Regions from separate parts of the Homo sapiens genome. Here region 1 is linked to region 2. A link is an interaction called in ENCODE POLR2A ChIA-PET data of the cell type or tissue named here. Cell type or tissue: B cell. All regions are shown on one strand. Each heading gives the region's core, and the rest is flanking DNA. Links, peaks and the distances in the headings are about the cores only. Region 1 has its middle 41 kb from the start of SIAH1. Region 2 overlaps SIAH1 (siah E3 ubiquitin protein ligase 1).

Region 1 (4,394 bases), core at 74-4,073, 55 kb after region 2:
CATTTTTAACCGGAGATAAGCACCTAATAGCATTATGATGCCTTAAAGGGGAACCTTGCCATGCAGTCATCAACCTGTACCTTTTAATTACAACTCATGACAATTACAATGTGGTATTTCCCCTTCCAAATCAAGATGAGAGAGGGTACAGATAACCATGTCCCTTTTTCTTTCTTCTTACATGCTTGTTTGTTTTTGACAAAGGAAACAAACAGAACTAATGATGTAGTAATTTCAGCAGGCCTGGCTCCCACGTTTGGGGAATTTGGTGCAGCCCTGTACCAGTAGTCCTGAGAATTTTCACTCAGCATTCTCATTGCTTTTTTTCTCTTAATTATGGTAAAATATATGCAATATAAAATATGTGATTTTGACTCTTTTTAAGTGCACCATTTAGTGGCATTAATGACATTCACAATATTGCAGAGCCATCACCACTATGTCTGAAATTTTTCCATTACCAAGAACAGAAACTCTGTACCCCTTAGGAAGAACCTCGGCTCAAGTGATCCTCCTGCCTTGGCCTTCTGAGTAGCTGGGATTACAGGCTTGCACCACCATGCCTTGCTACCCTGTATCTTTTTAACAAAAAGTTCTTACTTTCAAGTGTACCTGGGTTCATTTTGTACCAGTTTGAGACAGGGTCTCACCCTGTCACCCAAGCTGGAGTGACACCATCACAGTGGCTCACACCTGTAATCCCAGCACTTTGGGAAGCCGAGGCAGGTGGATCACTTGAGGTCAGGAGTTCGAGATCAGCCTGGCCAACATGACGAAACCTGGTCTCTACAAAAATACAAAAATTAGCTGGGTGTGGTAGCACCTGTAATCCCAGCTACTCGGGAGGCTGAGGTAGGAGAATTGCTTGAATCTAGGAGGCAGAGGTTTCAGTGAGCTGAGATCATGCTACTGCATTCCAGCCTGGGTGACAGAGTAAGACCCTGTCTCAAAAAAAAAAAAAATTAAAATTAAAAAATAAAAGTATTTTTTAAAAAGCTTTACATTTTCACGAAGTCCAATTTATCTATGTTTTTGTTGCTTTTACTTTTGGTGTCAGATCTTAGAGTCCATGGTCACCTCATCACTCTTTTTTTCCTTTAACACCTACAAAGCTTCCGGACCTCATGTCTCCTATGCAGGAGAGGCAGGACGTGTAGATGTCCTACAAAATAACCGTGGTGGAAGTGGCAAGTCAATTATCTTTCTAATACAGAAAATATTTAGAAAGCCACATATTTACACTGAATATGGGCTAAAACAGCATTTGTATTTTCTTTGACAAAGCTCATATTTAATGAAGTATGTTTATGTTGCTCTGAGAACCTAAGTTCATTTTCATCAATTATTTGTTTGGGTCTCTATCAAAGTGGACAATATGAAAGGTGTCTGCCTAGCCCAGAAACCATTGTTCCTCCTAGGAAACTGCCCCCACAATGTCCTCTCCCACCTTGGTGGCTCCCTGGAAGCCACATTTGTACCTCATGATCCCACTCCCTGGTCAGGACCCAGCCTGGCCAACCAATTCTGTCCTGAGAATCTGTCTTTGAGACTGAGAAATGACGTGTTCATTACTGCAGGGGACCATGGGACTGCCTCATCCTGCCATTTGATTTGAATTAAGTAGACTTCATTCCCTGCCTTGAGATCCATGTAAGAGATCCCTGTATTTATCTGTTTTCTTGAAACAGGGTCTTGCTCTGTTGCCCAAGCTGGAGCACAGTGGTGCGATCTCGGCTCACTGCAACTTCTGCCTCCTGGGCACAAGTTATTCTCCTGCCTTGGCCTTCTGAGTAGCTGGGATTACAAGCATGCACCACTGTGCCTGGCTACCCTGTATTTTTTAGTAAAAAGTTCTTATTTTCAAGTGTATCTGGGTTCATTTTGTACCAGTATGATTTTTTTTTTTTTTTTTTTTTGAGACAGGGTCTCACTCTGTCACCCAGGCTGGAGTGCAGGTCTGTCACTGTAGCCTTGAACTCCCAGGCTCAAGCCATCCTCCCAACCAACCTCAGCCTCCTGAGCAGCTGGGACTACAGCCACATGCCACCACGCCTGGCTAATTTTTGTATTATTTATAGAGATGGGGTTTTATCATGCTGCCCAGGCTGATCTCAAACTCCTGAGCTCAAGTGCTCCTCCTTCCTTGTCCTCCCTAACTGCTGGGATTACAAGTGTGAGCCACTGTGCCCAGCCTGATATTTTGAAATAATGTGTATGTTCCCATACTGGTGGGCTGGCTTCTCTCCCTGCAGGTACCCCATCTGCAACCAGAGTTGAGCTGTGAAACTGCAGTCAGAGAGGAGGGTATGGCTTAGTGCAAATGTGGAAGTCTCAGTCATACAGAAGAAAATGAAAAGCCTGTTCTTTCCTCTTCACAGGATTGTGAGAAGCAGGGATCTTGAGGTAGGTGAGATGGTTGGGCCCTTCATGTTTGTTTCTCTTTGGGGCTCTGCCTAGGTGAGAAGGGGATTCAGGCTCACCCAGCTGGGAGCAATGGAGCCTGAAGACATGAAGGCTCATGATTTGCTTCCCTGGACACTGTCTGGGGGAGGCTGCCAGCCCTGGGAGGCCTATCCTGTGGTTTGGCAACATTTTTAACAAGAGACTGAAGAGAACGTGGTGTCAAACACAGCTACAAAAATGAGTCTAGGGCAGAACCCCTTGGCTCTTCAAGGTGTGGCATTCAGGGACCTGGAGGTTTCCCCAGGTCCCAGCAAGGAGATGCAGAGAGCCTGAGAGAGCCTGTGGACCCTCAGAGGCCTGGCTGGGTGCTGAGGCCTCTATGGCCCAGAGCACGGATGGTGCCAGACGTACACTCACACTTCAGCATCGCCAGTCCCAGGGGCAGGGGCAGGGAGATGCTCAGCTTCAGAGACCAATGCACGTCCATAGGACCCTACCTAGATGGGAATGACCCTTCTGTCATCTCCAGGACTCAGTGACCCTCTGTACCAAGGCACCATCCTGGGGAAGAGAAGGGGTGGGCCTTAAAGTAGCTGAGAAATCATTGCCCTGGGCTCCTGTTTGCCAGACACAGACACAGATGGAGCAGACGCAGCTCTCCTTTCTCACCCTCACCTCTCTGCAATGTAAAGAGCTCATCGGACACTGAAAAACTAAAGAAGCCATGTTCGCTTTGCATTCTGGGTGTTCTGTGAACTCCAATTTAGACCAGACTATACTAAAAGCTCCAGAATCCAAAACCAACAGACATTGTTCTCAGGGGCCAGAAAAGTTAATCCAAAAGATACCAATGACTCCCTTGTTTCTCCTGCCTATCCTGCCTCCCTCCACCTCTCCCTCTCTCCTGTCTTTCCCTCATTCCTCAGTAGGTCTCAAATGCCCTATTGGAGGTCAGGCTCTGGAGATTCCAAGATGACCACACAATCCCTCCTCCGTGGAATTCACAGTTCTGAGACAAGACAGAGACCAAGCAGCTCCAAGCCGGGTAATTAACACCAACACTGAGGTGTCCACGGGGGCTCTGGGAGCAGAGAGGGGAGCCTCTTCTCTCTGCTTGGGCAGGTGTGAGGGCAAGCGTGTGAGTTTCACAAGAATGTGTGTACCTCTTGTATAGATGTGGGTGTCTGTGGTAGATGCAAACAGTTACCTACCCCTAAACGATTCTTTCCCTTCTTTTTTCCTAATGGAACCAGATTTTGTTTGAGGCTGCCTGTGTGCCATCTTAAGGGCTGATGCATGAATGATGAATGATTCTGTTTCCATTGCAGACTCTGTTTCCAGGCCCCCTTCCCTTGTAGCCATGGCTCATGATCCAGATTTTTTTTTTTTGTTTTTTTTTGAGATGGAGTCTCATTCTGTTGCCCAGGCTGGAGTGCAGTGGCACCATCTCAGCTCACTGCAACCGCCACCCCCTGGGTTCAAGCAATTCTCCTGCCTCAGCCTCCTGAGTAGCTGGTATTACAGGGGCCTGTCACCATGCCCAACTAATTTTTTGTATTTTTAGTAGAGACAGGGTTTCACCATGTTGGCCAGCTGGTCTCAAACTCCTGACTTCAGGTGATCCACCTGCCTCAGCCTCCCAAAGTGCTGGGATTACAAGCATGAGCCACTGTGCCTGGCCAATTTTTGTATTTTTAGTAGAAATGGGGTTTCACCATGTTGGCCAGGCTGGTCTTGAACTCCTTGGCCTCAAATGAACTGCCTGCCTAGGCCTCCCAAAGTGCTGGGATTACAGGCATGAGCCACCATGCTCAGCCTATTAAAAAGTTTTAGAGCAGGAATGGAAGGAAGTAAAGTACACTTGGAAGAGGGCCAAGTGGGTGACTTGAGAGATCAAATGCACTGTTTTGACCTTTGACTTGGGGTTTTATATGTTGGCATGTTTCTGGGGGTGTTGGTTCCCTTCTCCCTGATTCTTCCCTTGGGGTGGG
Region 2 (4,394 bases), core at 187-4,186:
TTCTTGTTCCCAGAATGCCTTTAGGTTAAAAGGGTATTTTCCAAACTCATTTGACATTGTGGCAGGTATTATGTAGAAAATGTTTTACGTTAAAATGTTAATTAAACATTGCTTCTATTTGAAGACTTACTTGCTTCTTACACAATGACAAAATCAAAGCAAGTCTCTTAAAAATTCAACAAGTTAAAATGCCAAAAGTTAAAAAATCAAACACTGTTATAAGGACAATAAATTAAACAATCTATAGCTTCCAGAACTGTAGCAAAGCAATAAAATGATTTCTTAAAAATTGTATGTTTTTCCTAAAACCTCCATTTTTCCTGAAGATAATTCTGAAAACTTTGCAGCTACAGAAGAAGTTACACTGAATAGGTATAGAAAGATTGATTACTGGAGATGAGGGAAACCCAGGAAAGCTGCTGTCAACAGAAGACAAAGAGGAAAGGCAAATCCCGACTTAAATGTGTTCAAAGCAAAATACAACACTTGCTAAGTCACTTTATTTTGAGGCTTCCACCCAAGCTAAACATTAGATATACATGGAGTTTGGTGGCTCATACCTGTAATCCCAGCACTTTGGGAGGCTGAGGTGGGAGGATCACTTGAGCCCAAGAGTTTGAGACAAGCCTAGGCAATATACTGAGACCTCATCTCCACAAAAAAAATACAAAAAAATTAGCTGGGTGTGGTGGCATCCGCTGTAGAGCCAGCTATTTGGGAGGCTGAGGTGGGAGGCTCATCTGAGCCTGGGATGTAAAGGCTGCAATGAGCTATGTCTGTGCAACAGAGTGAGACCCTGTCTGGGAAAGAATAAATAAAGTGTAAGATCCCCCTAAAACAATGCAAGCCCTTCAACATGCCAATAGTAAAACTTTCCCTTTCCCACTAGGCACAATAAAGATTGTACTAAGCTCCTAACTTTGTCAAAGCAATTAATCAAACCTAACTACACCTGAATCCTTAATTTTGTGGTGTGATCACAATACTTCAAAGAAAGTTTCTGAAAGGATTACGTAAGTGATTAACTCTCCATCTTAGTCTAAGTCTGAAGCTCTTGCATAAATTCCACAGCTTACAATCCTGGTCACAACTCTCTTCTCTAAGAACTAAGTAAGCTATGCCCACTGTCTTCTGCTATTCAATGATGTAAGTGAAAGAAAAGCCTAATGCCATTTTCATTCTCAACCCTTTGCAGATAACCTTCTGATATGCTAAAGCATTTTCCAAAATATATAGGTATCCTCAATCTCCAGCAAGCCAACAGAGACTGATGGCAAGAATGGCCACTCCCTTCCCTTTCCCTTAAGTAGGAAGAGCCACATAAATTCTTATTACATTACTCTTGTAACTCCTTAACCCCTCTATATAAATTTTCATGCTTAATTTTCTCGTCTTTCCTTGGACCTTGGTTGTTGGTTTTGGTCTTGCTGCTAGTCTCAACGGGTTCCAGAGTCAGCAAGCTAAACACAGTTCTTCATTAATGAAGAACTGCCCCAAACACATATTAAGCACCTACTAAGTGCCAGGTAGACTCAATGGTTTACATATGTTCTCATTTAACCTTTCCAATGACCAAAGTTAGACATTTATCCCCACCTTACTTAAGAAAATAGATTTCGGCTGGGCGCGGTGGCTCGTGCCTGTAATCCCAGCACTTTGGGAGGCTGAGGTGGGCGGATCATGAGGTCAGGTTATCGAGACTACAGTGAAACCCCGTCTCTACTAAAAATACAAAAAATTAGCCAGGCGCGGTGGCGGGCGCCTGTAGTCCCAGCTATTCGGGAGACTGAGGCAGGAGAATGGCGTGAATCCGGGAGGCGGAGCTCGAAGTGAGCCCAGATCACGACACTGCCCTCCAGCCTGGGCGACAGAGCAAGACTCCATCTCAAAAAAAAAAAAAACAAATTTCAAGGACAGGCATGGTGACTCACACCTGTAATCCCAACAACTTTGGGAAGCCAAGGCTGGCGGGATCGCTTGAGGTCAGGAGTTTGAGATCAGCCTGGCCAACGTGGTAAAAAGTTGTCTCTACTAAAAATACAAAAATTAGCTGGGTGTGGTGGCAGGTGCCTGTAATCCCAGCTACTACGGAAGCTGAGGCATAAGAATCGCTTGAACCCGGGAGGGGGAGGTTGCAGTGAGCCAAGATCGTGCCATTGCACTCCAGTCTGGGCAACAAGAGTGAAATTCCATCTCAAAAAAAAAAAAAAAAAAAGTAAGAGCAAGCTGGCACATGCCTGTAGTCTCAGCTACTCAAGAGGCTGAAGAGGGAGGATCAGGTGAGCCCAAGAGGCTGTACTGCACCATGATTGTGTCTGTGAATAGCTACTGCACTCCAGCCTGGGCAATACAGTGCCTTGAAATAAATACGAGCACAGCCAGATGTTTTGTTGTCTCTAATCTCATCTTCTTTTGAATAACCCTAAAAAAATCATGTATGTTCTCCTTACTTACCCTGGTATGGAATATTTAATTTGGCATTCAAAACATCTTTTCCATATTTACAAAAATGTGTCAAGAAAATAAACTTCCTAAAGTCTTTAAATTAAACCTTTACTTTCCATCAAAGTGATAGAATCACATATTCTAAGTCTGCCATTAAGTCATTAGATATGAAATCAAAGCAAAGTATGTATCATGGAGAGGAAAGAGCAGAGAAGAGCAACAGAACCAGGCAGAGGGCCAAACAGGCTTTTTCAACTTTTTATTTCATACCACACATTACTAAAATTTTTAAATAACCTTAAAACTTTTTAGCAACACACTTGAAATTAAAATTATTGAAACATCAGTCTTGATTACAAACTAATCTGCAATATAACCAAGTCTCAGTGTCTATATAAAAACATTCAAATACTATTTACCTAGTTATCTGAATACAGCCATTTACTACCTTATGTTTTATATTCTCTCAGGATACAAAATTCTCACATTCCAGTGCAAGCTTGCTCTTTTACTCCATCTTGGCATTTAAGCTGTGCTTTTTAAAACCTTACTTATAAAATTCATGGTACCTAGTTCTACACTCTACCATATAATTCATTCAACTTCACATTACATCTGACAAATCTGGTAGGTAAGTATGTATACACACACACACACACAGAGAAAAAAATTTTACAGCAGATCAAAATTAGCAGTAATCTATATTTGGGATACTAAACTAAGCATAAAAGAGCATATTGCTAGGAAGACTAAAGAAATTAAAGAAACAGGGTAAAAAGTCACATTAGTGAGTCTGATATATTTTGATTGATGGCTCTTTACTAGTAAAATAGAAAAAAGTAATGGAATTTATAGGAAAGAAATGCCATCTTTTAAAAAATCATGGAGCCTTATTAAAATTCAATTATATTCAGCTGAAATAGTTACAATCTATGTTGACATAAGCAGTACCACCTGAAACTCCAGGCAAACCATTTTAGTTATTTCAACTAAGGATGTAACAGAAGAATTAACCTATATTAATTTCCCTCAAACTAAGATTCTGTTCACAAGGAGTTCACATTTCTCTAAAAATTTAATATTTTACTTTCATGTTTTTAATAGTCTAAAAAACAGTATCAACACATTCTGAATCATCTGAATACACCTGTTAGCCATGTAATTAAATGCCTCTATTCATATTTATGGCCACACTGGCTCTAAGTTGGTCCTATTTTCTCTACGCAAGCTAGAGAAAAGCTGAGGTCGATCTAATAACATAAATAATTCATTTGTGTGAAGCAAAGCCTAAATGCCATCATGGTTTCCACTAAAGCACTTGTATGTCAGTGAAAAAATTAAGATTTCATACGACCACATGATACAGGGCAATTAAGGTATGCTTAACTCAAAAAGAACCTGCCCGGTAACAGTCAATTTCATAACCGTAAGTCAATCCCATAAGTGCAGTTTTAAGACTAAAATTCAGCCTGACAGTATCCAATATTTTAGTGAATCAGTAATTTGAATTTCAATGGTTCTGTGGTTTTGTTTGTATTTAAATTGCAAGTTTTGAACTGTCAGCAACACCTAACAGAGTTGACGGATCACTGGGCTCCTGCCTAATAAACTCTGTTCACCGACTTCACATACTCTTGGTTTTCCTATCTCAGTCACTCCTCAGCTTCCTTTTATTCCTGCTCTTCTCCCCCAAATTATTGAAATTGTAGCTGCCTATAAATTACTGTAATCTCTTCCAAACCAGTCTCTCTGTTTCCATCCTTGTCTCCCACCCTTACACCCTAAGATGTTCTTTTCTTATGTACACTGGTACTTTGGTGATCTCATTCAGTCTCCTAGTTTTAAATTCCATCAACATGCTAAGGATTTCAAAATTTTCATCTCCAGCCCAGATTTTAAAAATAAACACAATGCTCCAGATTTGTCTGAAACCCCAGATTTGTAAATCC

Evidence for each region. ChIA-PET counts read pairs that join two places held together with the same protein. Peaks named below come from ENCODE experiments on the same cell type or tissue, not always from the same donor. Only the 100,000 strongest peaks of a DNase experiment are listed, where the experiment ranks them.
Region 1: POLR2A ChIA-PET joins it to region 2 with 7 read pairs; 14 of 35 experiments call an interaction of 5 or more read pairs at or near these places.

Annotation. Positions count from the first base shown.
Region 1 is chr16:48,424,397-48,428,790 of GRCh38, forward strand. No RefSeq gene overlaps it. Among named protein-coding and RNA genes, the nearest start is that of SIAH1, 41 kb to the left of the region's middle. RefSeq lists an enhancer at 2,635-2,694. In B cell, for the core only: no CTCF peak of the experiment used is centred there; a DNase peak (open chromatin) is centred at 2,315; H3K27ac peaks cover 1,514 bases.
Region 2 is chr16:48,368,919-48,373,312 of GRCh38, forward strand. All of the region lies in intron 1 of SIAH1 (siah E3 ubiquitin protein ligase 1), which reads right to left. Among named protein-coding and RNA genes, the nearest start is that of SIAH1, 14 kb to the right of the region's middle. In B cell, for the core only: no CTCF peak of the experiment used is centred there; no DNase peak of the experiment used is centred there.